Linked DNA regions of Homo sapiens: all the other regions are linked to region 3. Evidence: read pairs that join two places in POLR2A ChIA-PET (ENCODE). Cell type or tissue: K562. All regions are shown on one strand. Each heading gives the region's core, and the rest is flanking DNA. Links, peaks and the distances in the headings are about the cores only.

Region 1 (7,669 bases), core at 1,852-6,851, 91 kb after region 3:
AGGCATGTGTCTCTCCTTATAACAACCTCCATTTCACAGATAAGGAAACTGAGGCACAGAGAGGTTCAGCCACTGGCTTAAGGTCCTGCTCCTACAAATCTGAAGTTCTCTGCACAGCTGCAGCCAGACGGGACTGTTGAAAACATTAATCTAATTATATCTTGTCGTTGGCCTGTCCATGGCTATCTCTTGCTCTTAGAAGAAATCCCAGCCAGGAGGGGTGGCTCATACCTGTAAGCACTTTGGGAGGCCAAGGCGGGTGTGTCACCTGAGCTCAGGAGTTTGAGACCAGCCTGGACCAACGTAGTGAAACCCCGTCTCTACTAAAAATACAAAAATTAGCCACGTGTGGTGGCAGGCACCTGTAGTCCCAGCTACTCGAGAGGCTAAGGCAAGAGAATCGTTTGAAGCCAGGAGGTGGAGGTTGCAGTGAGCTGAGATTGCACCATTACACTCTTCTCTGGGCGACAAGAGTGAAACTCTGTCTCAAAAAAAAAAAAAAAAAAAAAAGAAAGAAAGAAAGAAAGAAAGAAAGAAAGAAATTCCAAGCTTCTTATCTCGCCCCCACTCACTGCCTGCCAGCCTCATGGGACCCCTTTCTCTGGCACCCTAAGCTACTTCCCACCTCGGAGCCATTGCACCTGCTGCTCTCTCTGCCTGGAGCGCTCTTTCTCCTGCCCTTTGTATGACTGGTTCCTTCACACATTCTTTGGGGAAGCTCAAATGTCACTTCTCAGAGCATCCTGTCCATACCAACCATGGTAGGGTTTCTCAGTGGTCTCTATTTCATCATTCTTTCTTTTAAGAGGCAGGGTCTCACTCTGTCACCCAGGCTGGATTGCAGTGACATGATCATAGCTCACTGCAGCCTCGAACTCCTGGCCTCAAGCAATCCTCCTGCCTCAGCCTCTGAAAGTGTTGGGATTACAGGCATGAGCCACTGCGCCTGATCATTCTTATTTTCTTTATAGCACTTATTGTTATTGGACATAGCTTACTTATTAGCATAATTATTTACTCTCCGTCTATCCTCACTAGTGTCTAATCTCTACCAGACTTAGCCTGGCACATAGTGGGTATTGTGTACATGTTTGCTGGATGGATGAGAGGGTAGGTGGGTGAATAAATGAGCGGGTGGGTAGGTAGGTAGGTGTGTGAATGAGTGGATGAATGGATGGAAAGATCAATGAATGGATGAACAGCTGAACAGACAGATGCATAGGTGAGGGAATGGTTGGATGTATTGTTAGGTGGGATAGATGGATGGGTAAGCGAATGGGATGGATAAATGAGTAGGTGGGTGAGTGGATGGGTTGGACAGATAAATGAGTGGGTGGGATAGATGGATAAATGAGTGGATGGGATGGACAGATAAATGAGTGGGTGGGATGGATGGATAAATGAGTGGGTGGGATGGATAAATGAGTTGGTGGGAGGGATGGATAAATGAGTAGGTGGGATGGATGGATAAATGAATGGGTGGGTGGGTGGGTGGATAAATGGGTGGGTGGGATGGATAAATGAGTGGTTGGGTGGGTGGGATGGATAAATAAGTGGATGGGATGGATAAATGGGAGGGTGGGATGGATAAATGAGTAGGTGGGATGCATAAATGAGTGGGATGGATAAATGAGTGGGTGGGATGGATAAATGAGTGGGTGGGATGGCTAAATGAGTGGGTGGGATGGATAAATGAATGGATGGGATGCATAAATGAGTGAGTGGGATGGATAAATGGGTGGGTGGGATGGATAAATGAGTGGGTGGGATGCATAAATGAGTGAGTGGGATGGATAAATGGGTGGGTGGGATGGATAAATGGGTGGGTGGGATGGATAAATGAGTGGGTGGGATGCATAAATGAGTGAGTGGGATGGATAAATGGGTATGAGTGGGTGGGATGGCTAAATGGGTGGGTGGGATGGCTAAATGAGTGGGTGGGATGGCTAAATGAGTGGGTGGGATGGCTAAATGAGTGGGTGGGATGGCTAAATGAGTGGGTGGGATGGATAAATGAGGGGGTGGGATGGATGGATAAATGAGTGGGTGGGATGGATAAATGGGTGGGTGGGATGGATAAATCAGTGGGTAGGTGAATGGATGGGATGGATAAATGAGTGGGTGGGATGGATAGGTGGGTGGGTGGATGAGCATCTAGGTGGATGATGGAATGGGTAAGTAGGTGGGTGGAGATACATAGCAGTATAGAAGATGAGAAACAGTGTAAGCTTCAGACTCAGATTGGCCTAGATTTGAGTCCCAGGTTGTGTCCCAGGCTAGATATGAAAACACAAACAAGTCTCTTAACTGTTTAAGACTTCAGTTTCTTGGCTGGGCACAGTGGCTCACACCTGTAACCCCAGCACTTTGGGAGGCAGAGGCCAGAGGATCACTTGAGCCCAGGAGTTCCAGACCAACCTGGGCAACATGGCAAAACCCATCTCTACTGAAAATACAAACATTAGCTGGGCATGGTGGCACACGCCTGTAGTCCCAGCTACTTGAGAGACTGAGGTAGGAGGATTGCTTTAGCCCAGGAGGTCGAGGCTGCAGTGAGCTATGATTACATCACTGCGGTCCAGCCTGGGTGAGTGAGCGAGCCACTTTCTCAAAATCAAAATAAAATAAATTTTAAAAGAATTCAGTTTCTTTATGTCTGAAATAGACCTATCATATCTATTTTTTAGGGTGGTTGTGAGGATTAAGAAAATGAACATCTAGAATGCTACTGGCACATAGTAGGTGCTCAAGAAAGGTGAGTATCACTGCCAAGTGCTACATTTGGTGGGAAGACTTGGGCCCCTGGAGGTGGCAGCAGTGGGTGGGGAGGGGTGGGTGAAGCTGGTGGTTACCCTGCCGTATTGGATGCTGTCCTTTCCTGCTGGCCATCCTGCCCTGTCAGGGTCATCCAGAGGAACCTCTGTCTGGGCTTCTGAAGTGGTACGGTCCTTCTCAGGGACTGACTTGATGGACCTGTCATTTAGAGGAAATGAAGACAAAGTCAGTATCTCTCCCAATGGTGGGGTGTATGTGCCTAACCCTCAGGCCCACTGACAGCCACTGAGCTCTGGGTACACTCTGTACTCTTTCATTCATTCATTTATCTAACAGAATACTGACCAGATATCACACTTCCCTTCTTCCCATATGGTACCCAGCTAAATGCCATCTATTACCCCAGGGTCAAGCAAGCCCATTCTTCTGATGCCAATTCACAGGATGAACTTAACTTGCCCACCATTGGAACTCTGTTCTCAGAATTTTCTTTTTTTTTTTTTTTTGAGATGGGGTCTTGCTGCATTGCCCAGGTTGGTCTCAAACTCCTGAGCTCAAGCAATCCACCTGCCTCAGCCTCCCAAAGTGCTGGGATTACAGGCATGAGCCACCATGCCCAGCCTGTTCTCAGAATTTTTATTTTGGCTTAAGCTTTCGTGCAATTGTTTTGTTCCTACTGTATACCATCAGATTTGTCAGTCCAACTGGCAGAATATAAATTATGCACAATTCAGATGCTAAAGACTCTTTGAATGTTTTATCTGTGGATGAGTGGGCTGACTTAACCTCTGTGCCTCAGTTTCCTCAGCTGTAAAAATAGGAATATTATCTATCTATCCATCCATCCATTTATCCATTCATCTACATACCTGTATATCTACATATACATGTCTACCTACCTTCTATTAAATTGAGGTTAGCCCAAAGCTGCCTCCTTACATATTTTAAGTTTGGCCTAAAGGTTTTCCCCGTACATAGTGAACTGTAACCTAATTGGACTCAAACAGACTGCAACCTACTCCTGTGTCAATCACTGAGTTTCAGCCAATCAAAGGCAACCAACCGTTCAAACCATGTTCCAATAAAGCAAACGCTGAGCTGTAACCAATCCGGCTGTTTCTGTACCTCACTTCTGTTTTCTGTCCTTCACCTTCCTTTTTCTGTCTATTAATCTTTGACCCCGTGGCTGTACCAGAGCCTCTCTGGACGTATTCTGGTTCAGGGACTGCCCGATGTGCGGATCATTCTTTGCTTAGTTAACCTCTGTTAGCCAGGTGCAGTGGCTCACGCGTGTAATCCCAGCACTTTGGGAGGCTGAGGCAGGTGGAACACCTGAAGTCAGGAGTTTGAGACCATCCTGGACAACATGGCAAAACCCTGTCTCTACTAAAAATACAAAAATTAGCCGGGCCTGGTCACATGTGCCTGTAGTCCCAGCTACTCAAGAGACTGAGGCATGAGAATCGCTTGAACCTGGGAGACGGGGATTGCAGTGAGCCGAGATTGTGCCATTGCACTCCAGCCTGGGCGACAGAGCAAGATTCTGTCTCAAAACCCCCCCCCGCAAAAAACAAAAAACCTCAGACACATTAAATTTGCTAGAGGTTAATTTGGCACAATCTCGGCTCACTGCAACCTCCGCCTCCGAGGTTCAAGTGATTCTCGTGCCTCAGCCTCCCGAGTAGCTGGGACTACAGGCACATGCCACCACGCCGGCTTTTTTTTTTTAATTTACTTATTTTTTATTTTTAGTAGAGACGGGTTCACCATGTTGGCCAGGCTGGTCTCGAACTCCTGACCTCTAGCTAGTGATCCACCCGCTTCAGTTTCCCAAAGTGCTGGGATTACAGGTGTGAGCCACCATGCCCAGCCTTAATGTGTCTACTGGTTTTCTTTTAACATGACTACCTATCCATCTGATCTTACTTCAGATTCTTGTGCGCTGTGAAGGTGGTGGGATTTCTCAGTGTGTGTGTGATTGAGAAGTGCCCTCAGGGTGGCTAGCTGGGATGGGGGTCAGCCCCAATGGTCCCTGGGGACTGAGGCCCCTCAAGATCGCTGCCGCCCACCACCCCTGTATAGCAGGCACTTAAGCTCAGGCCATCTGGTATCAGTGGCCTGTTGTTCTGCTTCCCAAGACCCCTCTCATTAAGAGGGGAGAGTATCAGGCAGCAGGTCCTTCTGCTGCCGACAGCTCCACAGTGAGCCCAGCTGTGTCCTGGCTGGAGGGAGCTGAGAAAAGAGGGGACCGGAGGCCTCCTCCTGGCCCCTTGCCCACGTGTTCTGGCCAGCGTCAAGTGATGCTGTGCATACAGACCCAAGCCCTGTGCATAGCCAGCCTGTCAAAGCATAAGTGGCCAGGCCTGGCATGGTGGTTTACAGCTATGGGGAGGAACCAGTCCTGCCCTACTGCAGCATTCAGACAACTCCAGCAAGCTGGCCTCGGCCCACTTGAAGACATCCATCAATTGGAAGGCATATTGTTCATTCCATGAACTGGCCTTATAGGGGCCTAATCATCTTGGCTAACTGGACCAATTTTGGTAAATTATCCCTCAGCAGGGCACCATGGGGGGGACTTCAGCAGGTTCTCTATCCATAATGGTTTTGGTTGCCCGCCTAACTGCCCGAGATGCGGGTGGTCCCTTCAGCTACTTCAGCTTCAGCCTGTGCCCTTCTGAGTGTGGCACCATGGTGGACTCACCTCTCGCGTCTAAGCTCGGGCCTCCTGCCTGCAGAGGTGCCTCTGGGGTCCTTGGTGCTGGTCCCAGGTTCTGTTTCTGCAAGGTCAAGAGAGTCCTGTCACGCAACACGGCCCAGATACCCACTTTGACACCCACTGACTATGTGGCCTTAACCGCTCTGACCATCCATTTCCCCTGATCTGGCTCCTGCCACGTCTCCAGCAACCTCTCTCAACACCCCACTCTGAGTTCTTCCAGGAACATCCTTCAGGCATTCACTCACTCATTCATTTCTTCAATCAGTGATAACTGAGCACCTACTATGAACTTGAGGTTGGAAAAACAGCATTTAACACTGTACAAAGTCAAGTTACCTCTGTTTCCCCCAACAGCCTTGCTCAAGCAGTTCCTTGTGTCTGGAATGCTTTTTTCTGGCTAACTCTCACCTACCCTCAGGTACCATCTCCCCTAGGAAGGACACCTCCCCACCACTATCCCCCAGGTGTGGCCAGTAACTGAAAGCAAATCTGTAGTAGTTTAACCACAGACCTGTAAGCAACAAGTAACTGCTACTGTAAGCTGCTAGGATTTGGGGGGCTATTTGTTACACAGCATCATCACAGCAAAAGCTGACCAACACAAACAGGCAAGTTCTATCTTCAAGCTTCAGGACTGTGACATTGTGAATCAACACTTAAGGTTTTAACCAGGTTGGGCCAGTGCTAAGCAGATGTTCTCAGAAGAAGCAAAGCCTGAGATTGAGGGAGACCTGGATGTGAATCCTTGCTTTGTCATGAAGGGATAGTGTAGAGGGTAGCAATTAAAAAACACATTCTCTGGAATCAAGTTGCTTGGGTTCAAATCCCAGTGCTGCCACTTACAAGCCATGTAACCTGGGACTAGTTCCTTAACTTCTGGGCCTCAGTTTCCTCATCTGTGAAATGGAAATGATTCTAGTACCAGCCTCACAGGGGCATTATGTTGATTAAATGAGCTAACCTCTGTGATGTGCTGTTAGTTGCTACTTTTCAGTCATTGTGAGTGAGCTTGGCTTGGCAACTTTACTTCCAGAACCTTGCCATGTATCCAGCACACTGTTTTTCTGGATTATTAGAAACCCTAGCTAGCATGGTGTAGCTTGCTAGGCATCAAAGTCCTTCTTGGGCTGTCTCCATAGCAACTGCAAGCATAGACTCTGGAGCTGGACATACTCAAGTTCTAATCTTGTGACCTTGGGCAAGTGATTTAACTCTCTTTGCCTCAGTTTGCTCATCTGTAAAATGACAGCAATAACTTCACATGCCTCTGGGGCATGTGTGAGAATCAAATGAAATAGTGTATTTTTTACAGAAGCACTTAGCACAACCCCTGGCTCATGGATGATGTTATCGGCTATTCTTGGAGAAAGGTGACCTATTAAGAGAGCTGTCTGCTTCCAGGCCTAGGCCTGCAGACAGGGTGTGGCCAGAGCACTCCATTCATGCCAGTAGGACCCTTCGAGCCTTTTCCCCCAAGGGTGGCAGGAGCCAGGCCTGGAGAATCAGCAAAGCCCACCTAGTACCTCCTTCTCCTCTATCTCCTGGCTGTCTGGCTTGATCCAGAAGACACATGAGGGCCCCCTTCCTCTGCAGAAGCTCCTGGTAGGAACCCATCTCTGCGATGGCCCCATTTGCCAGCACTATGATCCAATCAGCCTGGGGCAGGATGTGGAGTGCGTGCGTCACGAGAATCCGTGTCTGGGCAGGGAAGGGGTAGAAGTTACACACATGTGGCCGGGTGCAGTGGCTCATGCCTGTAATCCCAACACTTTGGGAAGCCAAAGCATGTGGATCACTTGAGGCCAGAAGTTCGAGACCAGCCTGGCTGACACGGCTAAGCCCCATCTCTACTAAAAATACAAAAATTAGCTAGGTGAGGTGGCGCACACCTGTAGTCTCAGCTACTTTGGAGGCTAAGGCAAGAGAATCACTTAAACCTGGGAGGTGGAGCTTGCAGTGAGGCGAGATTGGACCACAGCACTCCATCCTGGGTGACAGAGCAAGACTCTGTCAAGAAAGGAAAGAAAGAAAGAGAAGAAAAGAAAGAAGAAAAGAAAAGAAACAAAGGAAGGAAGGAAAGAGAGAGAGAGAGAAAGAAAGAAAAAAAAAATGTACGGCCGAGCGCAGTGGCTCATGCCTGTAATCCCAGCACTTTGGGAGGCCGAGGCAGAT
Region 2 (7,669 bases), core at 1,852-6,851, 93 kb before region 3:
TACATTGGGCCCACCTGGATCATCTAGGACAGGGGTCCCCAACTCCTGGGCCATGAACCAGTAGCGAGCAGTCTGTGGCCTGTTAGGAACTGAGTCATGCAACAGGAGCTGAGTGGCGGGCAAGCCAGCATTACCACCTGAATTCCACCTCCTGTCAGATCAGTGGCTGCATTGGATTCTCACAGGAGCGTGAACCCTAACGTGAACCGTGCATGCGAGGGACCTAGGCTGTGTGCTCCTTATGAGAATCTAATGCCTGATGATCTGAGGGGGAACAGTTTCATCCTGAAAGCCACCCCCCGCCATCCCTGGCAAAACTGTCTTCCATGAAATCCATCCCTGGTGCCAAAAAGCGTGGGGACCTCTGATCTGGGACATTCTCCCCATTCCAAAGTCCTTAATGATACCTGCAGAGTCCCTTTTGCCATGAAAGGTAAGAGACTCAGGTTCTGGGGACGGGGATGTAGGCATCTTTACGGGCTATTCTGTGTACTGCACCTGTTCAGCTTAGTTCCAGGCACATAGTAGGGGCTCAGTACATCTTTGTTGAATGACACAATCAATCATTTGGTTAGGCTAGAGAATGTGGAAGGAGGCCGGGTGCAGTGGCTCACGCCTGTAATCCTAAGGCTGAGGCAGGTGGATCACTTGAGCTCAGGAGTTTGAGACCAGCCTGGACAATGTGGCGAAACCCCATCTCTCCTAAAAATAGAAAAATTACCTGGGTGTGATAGTGTGTGTCTGTAGTCCCAGCTACTCAGGAGGCTGAGGCGGGAGGATCACTTGAGCCCAGAAGGTGGAGGTTTCAGTGAGCTGAGATCATGGCACTGCAGTCCAGTCTGGGCAACAAAACGAGACCCTGTGTCAGAAAAAGAGAGAATGTGGAGGGATATTATAGCAAGAAGTGGATCTGGAAGTTTTACTAGTAGTGGTATTTATTGAGCACCTACTGTGTGCTCTGGCTCATGTTTAACAAAGTGCTTATTTGCATAATGTTAGTATTCCCATTTTACAGATGCGGAAACTGAGGTTTAGTTGCTGGCCTAGTATTACAGGGTGAGGAGCTGAAGCCCCATCTGCCTGACGAGGGGTGTGTTGGGGATGTGGACTAGAAGCTTGGTCAGGGAGGGATTCTGTTCAAACAGGGCTGCTTAGCTTTGGCACTGTTGACATTTGGGGCCAGATATTTCCCGTCGTGGGGGCTGTCCTATGTATTGTGGCCATTAAGCAGTATCCCTGGCCTCTGTCCACAGAGTGCCAATAGCACTACCCTCTTCCTAAGTTGTGAAAACCCAGGATGTTTCCAAATGTTGTCACATGTCCCCTGAGTGACAAACTTGCCCCCACTTGAGAACCATGGTGTTGAAACATAGATCACGGCACATCAACTCCATGCTCCTCAGGTCACCCTGCGTGAAAGTCAGAATCCCTGCGGTGGCCTGTGCGTCCCGCACTGACTGTCTCCTCCCTGCCTTCTTCCTTCCTCGCTGTCTTCACTGCTTGTTATTCTTCAGACCTGTTGGCCTCTCTGCGGTTTCTCAGAAATGCCAGGCCTGGTCTGACTTCAGGACCTTTGCACTGGCTGTTTTCTCTGCTTGGTGTGCCCTTCCTCCAGATGGCCATTTGGTTTACTCCTCTGTTTCCTTCCATCCTGTATTTGTTTATTTATTTTTAATTGAGATGGAGTCTCGCTCTGTCACCCAGGCTGGAGTGCAGTGGTGTGATCGCAGATCACTGCAACCTCCACCACCCAGGTTCAAGGGATTCTCGTGCCTCAGCCTCCTGAGTAGCTGGGATTACAGGCATGCACTACCACGCTATGTTGGCCAGGCTGGTCTTGAACTCCTGGCCTCAAGTGACCCACTTGTCTTGGCCTCCCAAAGTGCTGGGATTATAGGTGTGAGCCACTGTGCCTGGCTCAATCCTGTATTTAAATACCCGTCCTCAGCAAGGCTTGCCCTCTTCTCTGAGTGCTTTTCATCACACATGTCTTCATATCCTCTCCTTTCTAAACCATCTGTCTCTTCTCTTTAGGCTGTCAGCTCCAGGAGGGCCGGCCCTTGGTCCCTATTGTTCACTGCTGGGCCCTCAGCCCTAGGAACCGTGCTCTGTAAATGGATGAATGCTGTCTGTCCTGTTACTGCAGTGTCCCCAGACATATCCCTATGCCCAGCACATGCCTGACCCCTCACAAGACCCTGGAACATGACTAAGGGATTTATTTGGTGAAACATGAGAGTCTGATAAGAGGAGAGGAAGTGGCTGGGGAGCAACCTTGCAAAGATAGCCAGGGTTGGATGGAGAAAACGAGGGTGAGTGTCAGCTTCATAGGACGGGCCTTCCACGAGAGGCCTCATGGTGCTTGGGAGAGTTGGGGTGAAAGCAGGTTGGAACAAGATGCTTGCTGCTGACATTTGGGCACTGATGGGCAGCCTGACCTCTGCTTTCTTTTTAGTGCTTAACAACACTGAAGCCCTGTTAAGACAGGATTCTTAGGACTGGGCACAGTGGCTCATCCAGCACTTTGGGAGCCCTGGGTGGGAGGATCATTTGAGCCCCAGGAGTTTGAGGCCAGACAGGGCAACATAGCAAGGCCCCATCTCTGGAAAGAAATACAAAAATTAACCAGGCTTGGTGGTGTGCACCTCTAGTCCCAGCTACTTGAGAGGCTGAGGTGGGAGGATCACTTGAGCCTGGGAGTTCAAAGCTGTAATGAGCTATAATCATGACATTACACTCCAGCCGAGGAGACAGAGCAAGACTCTGTCTCAAAAAAAAAAAAAAAAAAAAAAAATTAGTTTTGCATGTAACTGTGTTCAGTTCTGTGTCTTGGACGTGAGGATTTGTGGTACCCGCCTGGATAGAGCAAGGATGGCCGTGCCCCTGCCTTCCTGGGTGATGGGGATAAGTCTGGAAATTGCCCCTGTGATGTTACTGGGCTTTATTCTTAGCTCTGCTGAGTTAGGGGGCAGGGTGGGGTGCAGCCCAGCCAACAGCATGCCAGGGCGCGTCACTGCCCACGCGATGCTGGCTTCAGCCGCCTTCCTCTCACCTCATGGCCCTGCCAGCCGTGCTTGCCTCCTGCTGTGTCGGGGCTGGGAGACTTTAGCCTTTCTCCAGATGTTTTCAGGAGTGCGGTGGGGAAATGAAGGCCACATGCTGTCTCTCTAAACAGGATTAATGTTCAGAAGCCCAGCGGGTGCCCTGACCTAACCACGGGCCTCTTGCACTCCTTTTCTCAGCTTCCCTTGGCTTCTGAGCTACCCCTCTGCAGCGTTGTTTCTGAGTGTGGCATTTAGGAGCACCCTGTCGTCTTGCCTTTCGTCCCTCCAAGCCCCGTCTGTTCCTTGGTTGGTTGTGCAGAAGAGTTGCTAGGGTTTGAATCCAGGACGGTCCTGCCCCTGTGACTCGCGGGCCATCTTCTCACCTGTTTGTCTCTGTGTTCCTCTCTGTAAAAGTGGGAATCATTACAGTACCTTCCTCATAGACTGCTAGGGTGATAAAATGGAGCGATGTACATGAAACCTGAACGCAGTGCCTGGTATGCAGTCCGTGCTTAGACAGGGCTCTGGTTTTATTTTTATTTCTTTTTCTTTGAGACTTGGTCTCACTCTGTCACCCAGGCTGGAGTTCATTAGCATAATCACGTCTCACTGCAGCTTCCCACTCCTGGGCTCAAGCGATCTTACCACCTCAGCCTCCCAAGTAGGTGGGATTACAGGTGTGAGCCACTGTGCCTGGCACCATTCAGCAATTTTTTTTTGTTTTGTTTTTGAGACAGAGCCTGGCTCTGTCACCCAGGCTGGAGTACAGTGGTGCGATCTCAGCTCACTGCAGTCTCTGTCTTTCAGGTTCAAGTGATTCTCCTGCCTCAGCCTCCCAAGCAGCTGGGATTACAGGCGTCTGCCACCACACCCAGCTAATTTTTAGTAGAGACAGGGTTTCACCATAGTGGCCAGGCTGGTCTTGAACTCCTGACTTCAAGTGATCCACCCTCCTCGGCCTCCCAAAGTGCTGGGATTACAGGCATGAGCCATCACACCCGGCCATCAGCAAATTTTTAAGTATACAATATAGTATTGTGAGCTATAGACACTATTCTGTACAGTAGACCGTAGGACTGACTGACTCATCTTGTATGACCAAAACTTTATACGCTTTGACCAACACCTCCCTGTTTCCCCCACCACCAGCTCCTTGCAACTACCATTCTGTTCTCTGCTTCTATGAGTTTGTCTTTTTTAGATGTCACATGTGAGTGAGATCTTGCAGTGTTCGTCTTCCTGTGCCTGGCTTATTTCATTTAGCATAATGTTCTCCAGGCGCATCCATGTTGTTGCAAATGGCAGGATTTCTTTCCTTTTTTTTTTAGACAGAGTCTTGCTCTGTCTCCCAGGCTGGAGTGCAGTGGCACGATCTCGGCTCACTGCAAGCTCCGCCTCCTGGGTTCACGCCATCCTCCTGCCTCAGCCTCCCGAGTAGCTGGAACCACAGGTGCCTGCCGCCACGCCCGGCTAATTTTTTTTTTTTTTTTTTTTGCATTTTTAGTAGAGATGGGGTTTCACCGTGTTAGCCAGGTTGGTCTCGACCTCCTGACCTTGTGATCCGCCTGCCTTGACCTCCCAAAGCGGTGGGATTACAGGTGTGAGCGACTGCGCCCGGCCAGGATTTCTTTCCTTTTTAAGGCTGAGCGATAGTCCATGGCATGTATAGATCATGTTTTCTTTGTCCACTTGACCACGGATAGACATTTAGTTGTCTCCATCTTGGTTGCTGTGAGTGACGCTCCAGTGAACACGGGAGTGCAGATATCTCTTCAGGGCCCATGTGTGGCTGAGATTAGGAGATCACTGCTGTCGTCTCTAGTTCAGCAGTGCTAGTGCCTCCTGGCGTTTAGCGTCCAGCTCAAGGGAGTGGAATTTGGGTGTCTCAGGGTCTAGGGCCACCTGTGCCTCTAAATCGCAGGGAAGCTTTGTGTGTGTGTGTGGTGGGGTGCGGGGGGCTATGGGTATGTGGTGGGGTGAATCTTATTTCTCTTCTTTCCCTTTTCTTAATTTTCCGTTGGCAAAACAGAGCGCCACTCCAGACCCCTTTCATTCTTGCAATATACATGAAAAGTACAGGGCTTGTTCTGCAAAAGAAGAGTAGCCCCAGCGAGCTCAGGGTTGAGTGAAGTTCCGCAAGGATGGCACCTCTCGGCTCTTCTGGGGGCTTCAGGACAGAGCTCAGTGTCGCCAAGCAGGACCCCCACTGCGGGCGGAGCTGCAGGGCCATCAACATTCATTAGGTGGATCAGTGAATGTAGACTCTGCGGTGTCACAAAGCAGCACCTGTACTCACTGTGCCTGTCTCGGGATGGAATCTAAGTCAGACATCCTTGCATCCCCACTTATGGGCTGTTCCTTCACCTTGCTGGTCCTCACCTTTCTCCTAGAGTTACGGGGAGGAGTAAATGTGCTAAGGCCATACACGCCGACTCTGCAGTGGCCTTGAACCATGCTTCTCTGTCACCCCTTTCGTTGCCTTGACAATGGCTGCAGCCTCCTTTCCCATCTCCCCTAGGATCTTCTCCTAGGGTCTCTTAATACAGGGGTCCCCAATCCCCAGAGCACGGACTGGCACCAGTTCATGCATGCCCTGTTAGGAACCAGGCCACAGGCCACACAGCAGGAGGTGAGTGGCAGGCGAGCGTGTGAGACTTCATCTGTATTTACAGCCGCTCCCCATCTTTTGCATCACCGCCTGAGCTCTGCCTCCTGTCAGATCACCTGTGGCATTAGATTCTCATAGGAGCGCGAACCCTGCTGTGAACCGTGTGCGCGAGGGATCCAGGCTGTGTGCTTCTTTTGAGAATGCAATGCCTGATGATCTATCACTGTCTCCCATCACAGCTGAGATGGGACCATCTAGTTGCAGGAAAACAAACTCAGGGCTCCCACCGATTCTACATAATGGTGAGTTGTATAATTATTTCATTATATATGACAATGTAATCATAGAAATAAAGTGCACAATAAATGTAATGCACTCGAATCATCCCCTACCCTGTCTGTGAAAAATCGTCTTCCACAAAACCTATCCTTGCTGCCAAAAAGGGGATGGCTGTCTTTTTTTCTTTTGAGATGGATTCTTGCTCTGTTGCCCAGGCTGGAGTGCAGTGGCACAATCTCGGCTCACTGCAGCCTCTGCCTCCCAGGTTCCAGCGATTCTCCTGCCTCAGCCTCCTGGGTAGCTGGGATTATAGGCACAATGGCACCGTGCCTGGCTAATTTTTGTATTTTTAGTAGAGACGGGGTTTTACCATGTTGGCCAGGCTGCTCTCAAACTCCTAACCTTGGGTGATCCTCCCGCCTCGGCCTCCCAAAGTGCTGGGATTACAGGCGTGAGCCACTGTGCCTGGCCAGGGACCACTGTCTTAATATGTGAATTAGGCGATGCCATGACCCTGCTTAATGCACTCCCAGGGCCTCCTGTGAGAATTAGAACAAAAAATCCATGCTCTGTACCATGCCTCCAAGATTGGCTATGTGGTGGCCTTTGGTGACTTCTCCCGCCCAATCTTGGGTCCTAGCTCATTGGTGCAGCCATATCCTCCCCCCACCCCACCCCACTGTGGCCTTTGCCTGTGCCATCTTTCTGCCTGGTATGTGCTTCCCGAGATCTTTGCACAGCCAGCTCTTCCTGACCCTTCCAGTCTGCTAGGATGTCATCTGCCCAGACCGCCACTCTGGTGCTTCCTGTCCTGACACCCCTGCTCTTTCCTTCACAGCAGGTACTGCTCTTTGTCATTATGTTCTTATCTGTGAGCTTTCATCTTTGATGGACTATGAGTCTTAAGAGGACAGAGATATCGTTTCTGATTTTCCCCCATGCCTGTGACTAGCCCAGGTCTAGGCATATAGTAGGTGCTCAATAAACAGTCATCGAATGATAGATTGAATGAATGAATGCATGACAGGAACCCTGCACTTATCTGTGTTAATCCGTCTCTTGGCTGCCGGGAACACCAGCTCCTGCAACCTGGCACTTGGGTCACCTGATTGAACCCTCCTGATAACTCTCTAAACTCTGTAATAGGTGGGTTCTAGAATTAGTCCCATTTCACAGATGAAGAAATCAAGGCCTGGTGAGGTGAACTGACTTGCTTTAGGGCAGCAGGGATGATTTTTGCCTCTCTGGAGATATTTGGCAATGTCTAGAGACAGTTTTGATTGTCATAACTTGAGGAGGTGGGGAGTGCTACTATCATCTAGTGGCAGAGGCCAGCGACGCCACTCAGTATCTTACAATGCACAGGATGGCCCCCGACAACCAAGAATTATTTGGGCTCAAATACCAGCGGTTCTGAGGTTGAAGAAGCCCTGCTTGAGGGCACACATCTGTAAGTGGTGGAGACGGGAACCTAGACCTGGAACCTTGTTTTGTTAACCACTACCCTGCACTGCTCACATGCGGGGGTGGGTGGGTGGGAAGAGTTGTAGAATGTTTCCATGTCTGAGTCAAAATCTTGCTTCTCTGCTCTAGGGAGATGAATTTGGAATCTGTGAGGCCTGAGGCCATTCACTTGATCTCCGGCCCTGGAGATCTTGCCTCCAAGCGACCTCAGGCTCCATCTGTCTGCCATGTACCTTGCAAACACCTTAGAATTCTGGCTGGGCATGGTGGCTCA
Region 3 (7,669 bases), core at 1,755-6,754:
TCGGCTCACTGCAGCCTCTGCCTCCTGGGTCCAAGCGATTCTCCCTCAGCCTCCCGAGTAGCTAGGATTACAGGCATGCGCCACCATGTCCAGCTAATTTTTATATTTTTTTAGTAGAGACGGTGTTTTACCATGTTGGCCAGGCTGGTCTCAAACTCCTGACCTCAAGTGATCTGCACACCTCTGTCTCCCAAAGTGCTGGGATTGCAGGTGTGAGCCACCGCATTTGGCCACTTAAGAAATACTTAGTAGACACACGAAGACTCCCTGGTACGCAGCCTGTGTCTCCTTCCCTTGCGTCTCTGCCTGTCACTGAGTGTCTCTTGGTCTGTTTGGGTCTTTTTGGATTGTTCTTTATCTTTATGGATCTCTGAGTATCTATTCTTATAAATGTAACAAAACAAAAATGTTTATGTGGTTGGAATATTTTCTTAGAACATTTTTTAAAGGGAACAGTTTAAATTTTTAGTGTTGAATTCTTAATATGGAGCTAAAAGAAGACTGCAGTTTTACTGCTTTTAAATACACAGTGTACTTTGAAGTAAGTTGAAATTCCCCAGGAGTGAGCTTAAGAGGCTCCTTTACAAATAATCCCCACTGGAAATCAACAGCCTTTGTTTGCATTTAGTTCACTCCCCATGAAGGCCTTTTCCTAGTGTAACGACACGTCCCTGGAAGTTTTGCTACCAGCATTTCCAGGAGTGTGGTCTGCAGCCAGCTCATCTTGCAGGACATTTGGGCGATAAAGAACCCCAGGCTCAAAGAAGCGTGGGAAATAATGCATACTCCAGCCCCCTCCCTCTTGGAGACTTACAGTAAACATTAGCAAATTAAAGGCTCTGACAAGTCCTGCAAGGAGAAAAAATCTATTAACTGTTTAACCTTATGTGTCCCAGGTGTACTTGTCCGCACCTCTTTAGTGTCTGTGCAACTGCACATTTGTCTCTTGGAATCTGCCTTTGGGAATGTCAAGTTTATGACGTTGTTTGTTGTTGTGGGTTTTGAGACAGAGTTTTTTTTGTTGCCCAGGCTGGAGTGCAGTCGTGTGATCTTGACTCACTGCAACCTCTGCCTCCTGGGTTCAACCGATTCTTCTGTCTCAGCCTCTTGAGTAGCTGGGATTATAGGCACCCACCATTACTGCACCCGGCTAATTTTTGTATTTTCAGTAAAGACGGGATTTTACCATGTTGACCTGGGTAGTCTAGAACTCCTAACCTCAGGTGATCTCCCCATCTCGGCTTCCCAAAGTGCTGGGATTACAGGCGTGAGCCACCGCTCCTGGCCTAGTTAATGACATTGTTTTTATTTCAGAGCAAAACCCTTTCTTTGATTATACAGTGCCTTTAGAAAGTATACATTGTGGTTGGGTCCAAATTAATGACCTTTAGCTGTTGTTTTAAGAAATGTTTTATCATTACTTTCAAGTTCCTGCCATAAAATAAGATGAATGAACCATGAGAGCTAGATTAATGGAAGAAAATTCCAAATCCCGATGGGATCCACATTGCTTTCTGTTTCCTTAACCCCAGCTTTCTGCTATCCTGGCACTATTAGCATTTCAGGCCAGATGATTATTTATTATTGGTTGTTTGGCCTAGGTAAGGGGAGTGCTAGAAATGTATATAAAATATTTATCTTTTCCCAAATGTTTTAGTTGGTGTGGTTTGTGTATATTATGTCTGAAATTTCTGTGGGTTCTATGGTAAGGCACCACTGTTGACATTTTGGCTTTTTAAAAGTTAGGATATTCAAGTCAGCAGGTTAATTATTTGAGAATTTAGAGTAAGAATGAGGGTACCTGGGACCTGCTGTCAGCTTTGCCCTCTCTAGAATTCCCTTATTCAAGAATCTTCTGGCTGGGCGCGGTGGCTCACATCTGTAATCCCAGCACTTTGGGAGGCTGAGGCAGGTTGATCACCTGAGGTCAGGAGTTTGAGACCAGCCTGACCAGCATGGCGAAACCCCGTCTCTACTGAAAATACAAAAATTAGTGGGCCTGGTGGTGTGTGCCTTTAGTCCCAGCTACTCAGGAGGCTGAGGAAGGAGAATCCCTTGAGCCCGGAGGCAGAGACTGCAGTGAGCTGAGATCTTGACACTGTATTCCAGCCTGAGCGACAGCAAGGCTTCGTTTCAAAAAAAAATCTTCAGGGGCTCCCCTTGCCCCTCTGATAAAGCCCATGCTCCCCACCAAGTATAGGCCCCCTTGCTGTCCCTGGTGTGTTTTCTGCCAGTCGTTCCCTCACAGGATTGATCGATGTTCCTGTCACGCTGGCCTTTCTGTTCCTTGAATGTGCCAAGTACTTTTCACTTCCAGGCCTTCGCATGTGCTGTTCCCTCGGACTTGAATGCTCTTCCCTCTTCTCCTCATGAAACTGACTCATTCTTCACTTTTTGGTTCTTGTCTAAACATATGTTTGAGCTGAGCATGATGGCTCATGCCTATAATCCCAGCACTTCAGGAGGCCAAGGCAGGAGGATTGCTTGAGGCCAGGAGTTTGAGACCAGGCTTAGCAACATGGCAAGATTTTGTTTCTACAAACGTAATAAATATATAGAGAATTAACTACCTCAGCATTTTCATTAGCAAAATACACAAAACAAATATCCTTACTCTAGCCTTTATTCTCATGCTGTTTGTGATACCTGACATATGGAAATAAAAATAAGCCTTTGAAATGGATGCTTGATATAGGAGTCTTTGCTTCAATTTTTAGCAAGGATATTTCCTCAAAGATCCTTCCCGGATGTCCCAAACTAGGTCAGTCTTTTAATTTTTTTGAGACAGGATCTTGCTCTGTGGTCCAGGCTGGAGTGCAGTGGCACGGTGCAATCTCAGCTCGTGGTACCTCCATTTCCTGGGCTCAGGTGATCCTCCCACCTCAGCCTCCCAAGTAGCTGGGACTACAGATGCACAGCGCCATGCCTGGCTAATTTTTCTATTTTTTTTAGAGATGGGATTTCTCTATGTTGTCCAGGCTGGCTTTGAACTCCTGACCTCAAGCAGTCTGCCTGCCTTGGCCTCCCAAAGTGCTGGGATTACAGGCATGAGCCACTGCGCCTAGTCAAGTTAGACTCTTAAAAAGTGTCATATATCTTTTTATCTTTGCGTCCACCGTAACTGTAATCAAGTAGTTTTCCGTCACCTGAGGGACTTCCACTCTTTGGAAGCAGGGGTTTTGATCACCGCTGTAGGCATTGAGTTAATAGCTAGCTACTAAGTAAATAACTGTAATCTTATCAACGAGGATATCAACTCTTTGACTCCTGATATTGGAGTCAGTGATTCACCTGCTGTGGGTTCTGATCCCAGCCCTGGCATCTGTTGTCCTTTGTGAGTCAGTTTCCCTCTTGCCAAAGCAATAGTTGTGATGAAAATGACTTGTGAAGTGAGGCCCTCCTAGCAGGCGGGTGGGCCAGCTGTTGTCTCGTTGATCAGATCTGTCTGTGTGTCTGTCTCACCTCGTTCTCCATTTGCAACTTAGGGCTCCGTGGCCTATGTGCCACAGCAGGCCTGGATTCAGAATGATTCTCTCCGAGAAAACATCCTTTTTGGATGTCAGCTGGAGGAACCATATTACAGGTCCGTGATACAGGCCTGTGCCCTCCTCCCAGACCTGGAAATCCTGCCCAGTGGGGATCGGACAGAGATTGGCGAGAAGGTCAGTATAGGTTGGATGTTGGCCCCTGAATCAGTCAGCTGTTGCCGCGTAACAAATGCTCTCACAATCTCAGTGGGCTGTGAGTCTGCTGCTATCAGCTGACCCGGCAGGGCTCAGCTGGGCGGCTCTGCTGCACGCTGCAGGCCAGCTGAACTTGGGTCCAGGCTGTGGGTGTGGCTCAGGTCTCACTTACAGAGCTTTTGCTGGGGACCGGGGTGAGGGGTCCACAGCTTTCCAAAGGGGGGCTCTTCTCATGGTGGCAGCAGAGGCCCAAGATAGGCCCCCCAGAAAGCATGCAATGTCCCTTAAAGTACACTGTCCCTTCTACTCACAAAGCAAGTCACTTGGCCAAGCTCAAAGGCAAGGGACCAAGAAGGAAGTACATTCTACCTTTGTGGTCACATGACTGCAGAGTCACATGACAGAGGGCATGCTGTTGGGAGGAGGGGAGTCGATGATTCATATGTTCACAGTCCCTGTCAAGATAGCCATAATACTGAAAATAGCACAATAGCTAACACTTACTGAGCATTTTCTCTTTCTTTTCTTTCTTTCTTTTTATTTATTTATTTATTTTTGAGATGGAGTCTTGCTCTCTTGCCCAGGCTGGAGTGCAGTGGCACGATCTCAGCTCACTGCAACCTCTGCCTCCCGCGTTCAGGTGATTCTCCTGCCTCAGCTTCCTGAGGGGCTGGAATTACAGGTGCATATCACCACACTCGGCTAATTTTTGTATTTTTAGTCGAGGCAGGGTTTCACCATGTTGGCCAGGTTGGTGTCTAACTCCTGACCTCAAGTGATCCGCTGGCCTCAGCCTCTCAAAGTTCTTTTTTTTTTTTGAAATGGAGTCTCTCTCTGTCGCCCAGGCTAGAGTGTAGTGGCTCACTCTTGGCTCATTGCAACCTCTGCCTCCTGAGTTCAAGTGATTCTCCTCCCTCAGCCTCTTGAATAGCTGGGACTACAGGCCCCTGCCACCACGCACAGCTAATTTTTGTATTTTTATTCGAGGCAGGGTTTCACCATGTTGGCCAGGTTGGTGTCTAACTCCTGACCTCAAGTGATCGGCTGGCCTCAGCCTCTCAAAGTTCTTTTTTTTTTTTTGAAATGGAGTCTCTCTCTGTCGCCCAGGCTAGAGTGTAGTGGCTCACTCTTGGTTCAACCTCTGCCTCCTGAGTTCAAGTGATTCTCCTCCCTCAGCCTCTTGAATAGCTGGGACTACAGGCCCCTGCCACCACGCACAGCTAATTTCTGTATTTTTAGTAGAGATGGGATTTCGCTGTGTTGGCCATGCTGATCTTGAACTCCTGGCCTCAGGTGATCTGCCCGCCTCTGCCTCTCACAATGCTGGGATTACAGATGTTAACCACCTCGCCCGGCCTATAACTTGAGTATTTTCTGTATGTTGGGAACTATGCTAAACATTTTACACGTAATTCTTCCCCACAGCAAGCCCATGGGTGGAATTTGTTGTTATACCTAGGTAATCATTGAGGAAAAAGGAGGCACAGAGAGGCCAAGTGACTTACCTGAGGCCACACAGCCACAGAGCTGCAGAGAGCATGGTTCCTGTGTCCATGTTGTTACCTGCTCATTTTGTCATCTCTAAAAGGGCCATTCTCTGCCTCTCACCACTGCAGACCCTCCCTCCTGCTGTGCTCCATCTCCCAGGTTTTCCTGCTGCTTCACAGCAACCCCCAGCCCCTGCCCACCTCCACACCTTGGTCTGAGCCTTCAAGGCCTGGGGTGCCTCCCCTGCTGCTTGCCTGGCCACTTTGCTCTGGCACCCCATGGTGGTCGTCTGGTGTGTCCCCTCTTGGAAGACCAAGAGTGCAAAGCACTGGCCCATTTCTGTTTTTAGTTACAAGCCAGGGGCTCTGTCGGCTTTCTTACGTGGTGAATGATGTTTAAAAATTGAGATAAGCCTGCAGCTCCTTGGAAATAAAAAACGAATTATTGGCTGGGCGCGGTAGCTCACGCCTATAATCCCAGCACTTTGGGAGACCAAGGTGGGAGGATTGTCTGAGGTCAGGAGTTCGAGACCAGCCTGGGCAACATGGTGAAAACCCACCTCTACTAAAAATACAAAAAGTTGCCAGGCATGGTGCCGTGCACCTGTGGTCCCAGCCACTTAGGGGGCTGAGGTGAGAGGATTGCTTGAACCTGGGAAGCGGAGATTACAGTGAGCTGAGATTGTGCCACTGCACTCCAGCCTGGGCGACAGAGTGAGATTCTGTCTCCAAAAACAAAAAGAAGGCACGTGGCTGCCAGGACCCCACCTCAGTGCATGGGAGTCAGGGCAGGCATCTCAGGAGGGACTGGGCAGTAACCTGTGATTTCCAGCCAAATAGGGAAACGACGTTGGCTTATCTGTCATGGTGGGAGCTGGCGCTGCTGCTGGTCCATGCATTGTCCTTCCTCCTGGTGACTGGGATGTGGGCTGGATTTCAGCATCCCCAGGCCGGAGCCTTGCTTCACCTATATGTGGCTTTGCCAGACAGTGACAGATCCAGAGTAAGCTGGCAAACATGGCAGCTGTCACCAACAGCAGCAGTAACAATAATATGACCACGTCCACCAGCGCCTTCCATGAGACTAAGGGATCACGGCCTTCCCACTGGTCAACATGATTTGGTGCCGTCAGCCATCCTTTGCTGAGCACTTGCTGTGCACCACGTGCCCTGCTCAGCACCTCACGGGAGATTCAGGTTTTCTCTTTTGCCCAGTTGACAGGTGGGGCTAAACCCTGTGCCTGTGATCCCATCCTTGGTGGTGGTGGAGCTGGGGCCTGGCTCCAGGTTTGTGCAGGCGTGACCTCATGCCTTCAGCATCAAACTTAAAGAAGAGGAGGTGGGTGCAGCTCTGCAGGGCCTTCACCCAGGACCTGCTGTGTCCTGAGCAGGCTCTATGCCTTTCTTTCTTTCTTGTTTAAAGAGACAGGGTCTCATTCTGTCGCCCAGGCTGGAGTGCAGTGGCCCAGCCATAGCTCGTTGCAGCCTGGAACTCCTGGGCTCAAGCCATCTTCCCACTCAGCCTCCTGAATAGCTGGAACTACAGGCGCACATCAGCAGGCTTGGCTAATTTTTTCTTTTCTTTTCTTTTCTTTTTTTGTAGAGACAGGGTCTCCCTATATTGCTCAGGCTGGTCTCAAACCCCTGGTCTCAAGCAGTCCTTCCACCTTGGCCTCCCAAAGTTCTGGGATCACACCACACTCGGCCTGCTTCTACGTATTGTGAGTCTCAAGATTTCCCAGGAAACCCACTCCTGTGTGTGTCTCTCCCCAGGGCGTGAACCTGTCTGGGGGCCAGAAGCAGCGCGTGAGCCTGGCCCGGGCCGTGTACTCCAACGCTGACATTTACCTCTTCGATGATCCCCTCTCAGCAGTGGATGCCCATGTGGGAAAACACATCTTTGAAAATGTGATTGGCCCCAAGGGGATGCTGAAGAACAAGGTGCCTGCTGGCGGGGTGGGGCTTGGTGTTGGGCCGTCTCGCCCTTTGGTTAAGTCAGAACGTGTCCCCTTTAGGAGTCCTTTACTTTCTCTGGCTTTCTTTGTTTTTAATTGGACTTTAAAGAACACATTTCTCATGCTTGTCTTGGAAGCCTTCCTAAGACAGCCGTCTTGTACTTGTCTTTATAGGGGTAAGTCCTCCGCGCAGAGTTAAATTCATTGCCTCTCCATGGCCAAGGGAGGCCTCTCTTCCTGATTAAGTCACAGGGCTGGCTTCTTAGCGGGGAATCCCACTCCAAGACATTGCCTGTGACCTAGCAGGCTGCATTTTCTTACTTGCAGAGGTGTCTGTGGGTAGAGGGGTCGGAAAATTGCCACAACACCTTAACATAATAGGAAATAGTTCCTGTGTTCTTTTTATAGGGCAGTTGTGGTAATGGGTACACACTGGCTCTTTTTTTTCTCCCCCTGATTTTATTTTTTTGAGGTGGAGTTTCGCTACTGTTGCCCAGGCTGGAGTGCAGTGGCATGATCTCAGCTCACTGCAACCTCCGCATCT

The links. ChIA-PET counts read pairs that join two places held together with the same protein. Peaks named below come from ENCODE experiments on the same cell type or tissue, not always from the same donor. Only the 100,000 strongest peaks of a DNase experiment are listed, where the experiment ranks them.
Region 1: POLR2A ChIA-PET joins it to region 3 with 5 read pairs; 2 of 35 experiments call an interaction of 5 or more read pairs at or near these places.
Region 2: POLR2A ChIA-PET joins it to region 3 with 5 read pairs; 4 of 35 experiments call an interaction of 5 or more read pairs at or near these places.

What each region holds. Positions count from the first base shown.
Region 1 is chr16:16,170,432-16,178,100 of GRCh38, forward strand. It overlaps ABCC6 (ATP binding cassette subfamily C member 6), which reads right to left. Exons shown (of 31, transcript NM_001171.6): 19 at 7,021-7,195; 20 at 5,480-5,555; 21 at 2,853-2,973. Among named protein-coding and RNA genes, the nearest start is that of ABCC6, 49 kb to the right of the region's middle. In K562, for the core only: no CTCF peak of the experiment used is centred there; a DNase peak (open chromatin) is centred at 3,812.
Region 2 is chr16:15,986,299-15,993,967 of GRCh38, forward strand. All of the region lies in intron 1 of ABCC1 (ATP binding cassette subfamily C member 1 (ABCC1 blood group)), which reads left to right. Among named protein-coding and RNA genes, the nearest start is that of ABCC1, 41 kb to the left of the region's middle. RefSeq lists enhancers at 2,574-3,237, 3,997-4,529, 5,062-5,593, 5,594-6,125. In K562, for the core only: a CTCF peak has its summit at 4,869 (motif pointing left); DNase peaks (open chromatin) are centred at 2,223 and 4,833.
Region 3 is chr16:16,079,881-16,087,549 of GRCh38, forward strand. It overlaps ABCC1 (ATP binding cassette subfamily C member 1 (ABCC1 blood group)), which reads left to right. Exons shown (of 31, transcript NM_004996.4): 17 at 3,486-3,662; 18 at 6,944-7,111. Among named protein-coding and RNA genes, the nearest start is that of ABCC1, 130 kb to the left of the region's middle. In K562, for the core only: no CTCF peak of the experiment used is centred there; a DNase peak (open chromatin) is centred at 4,101.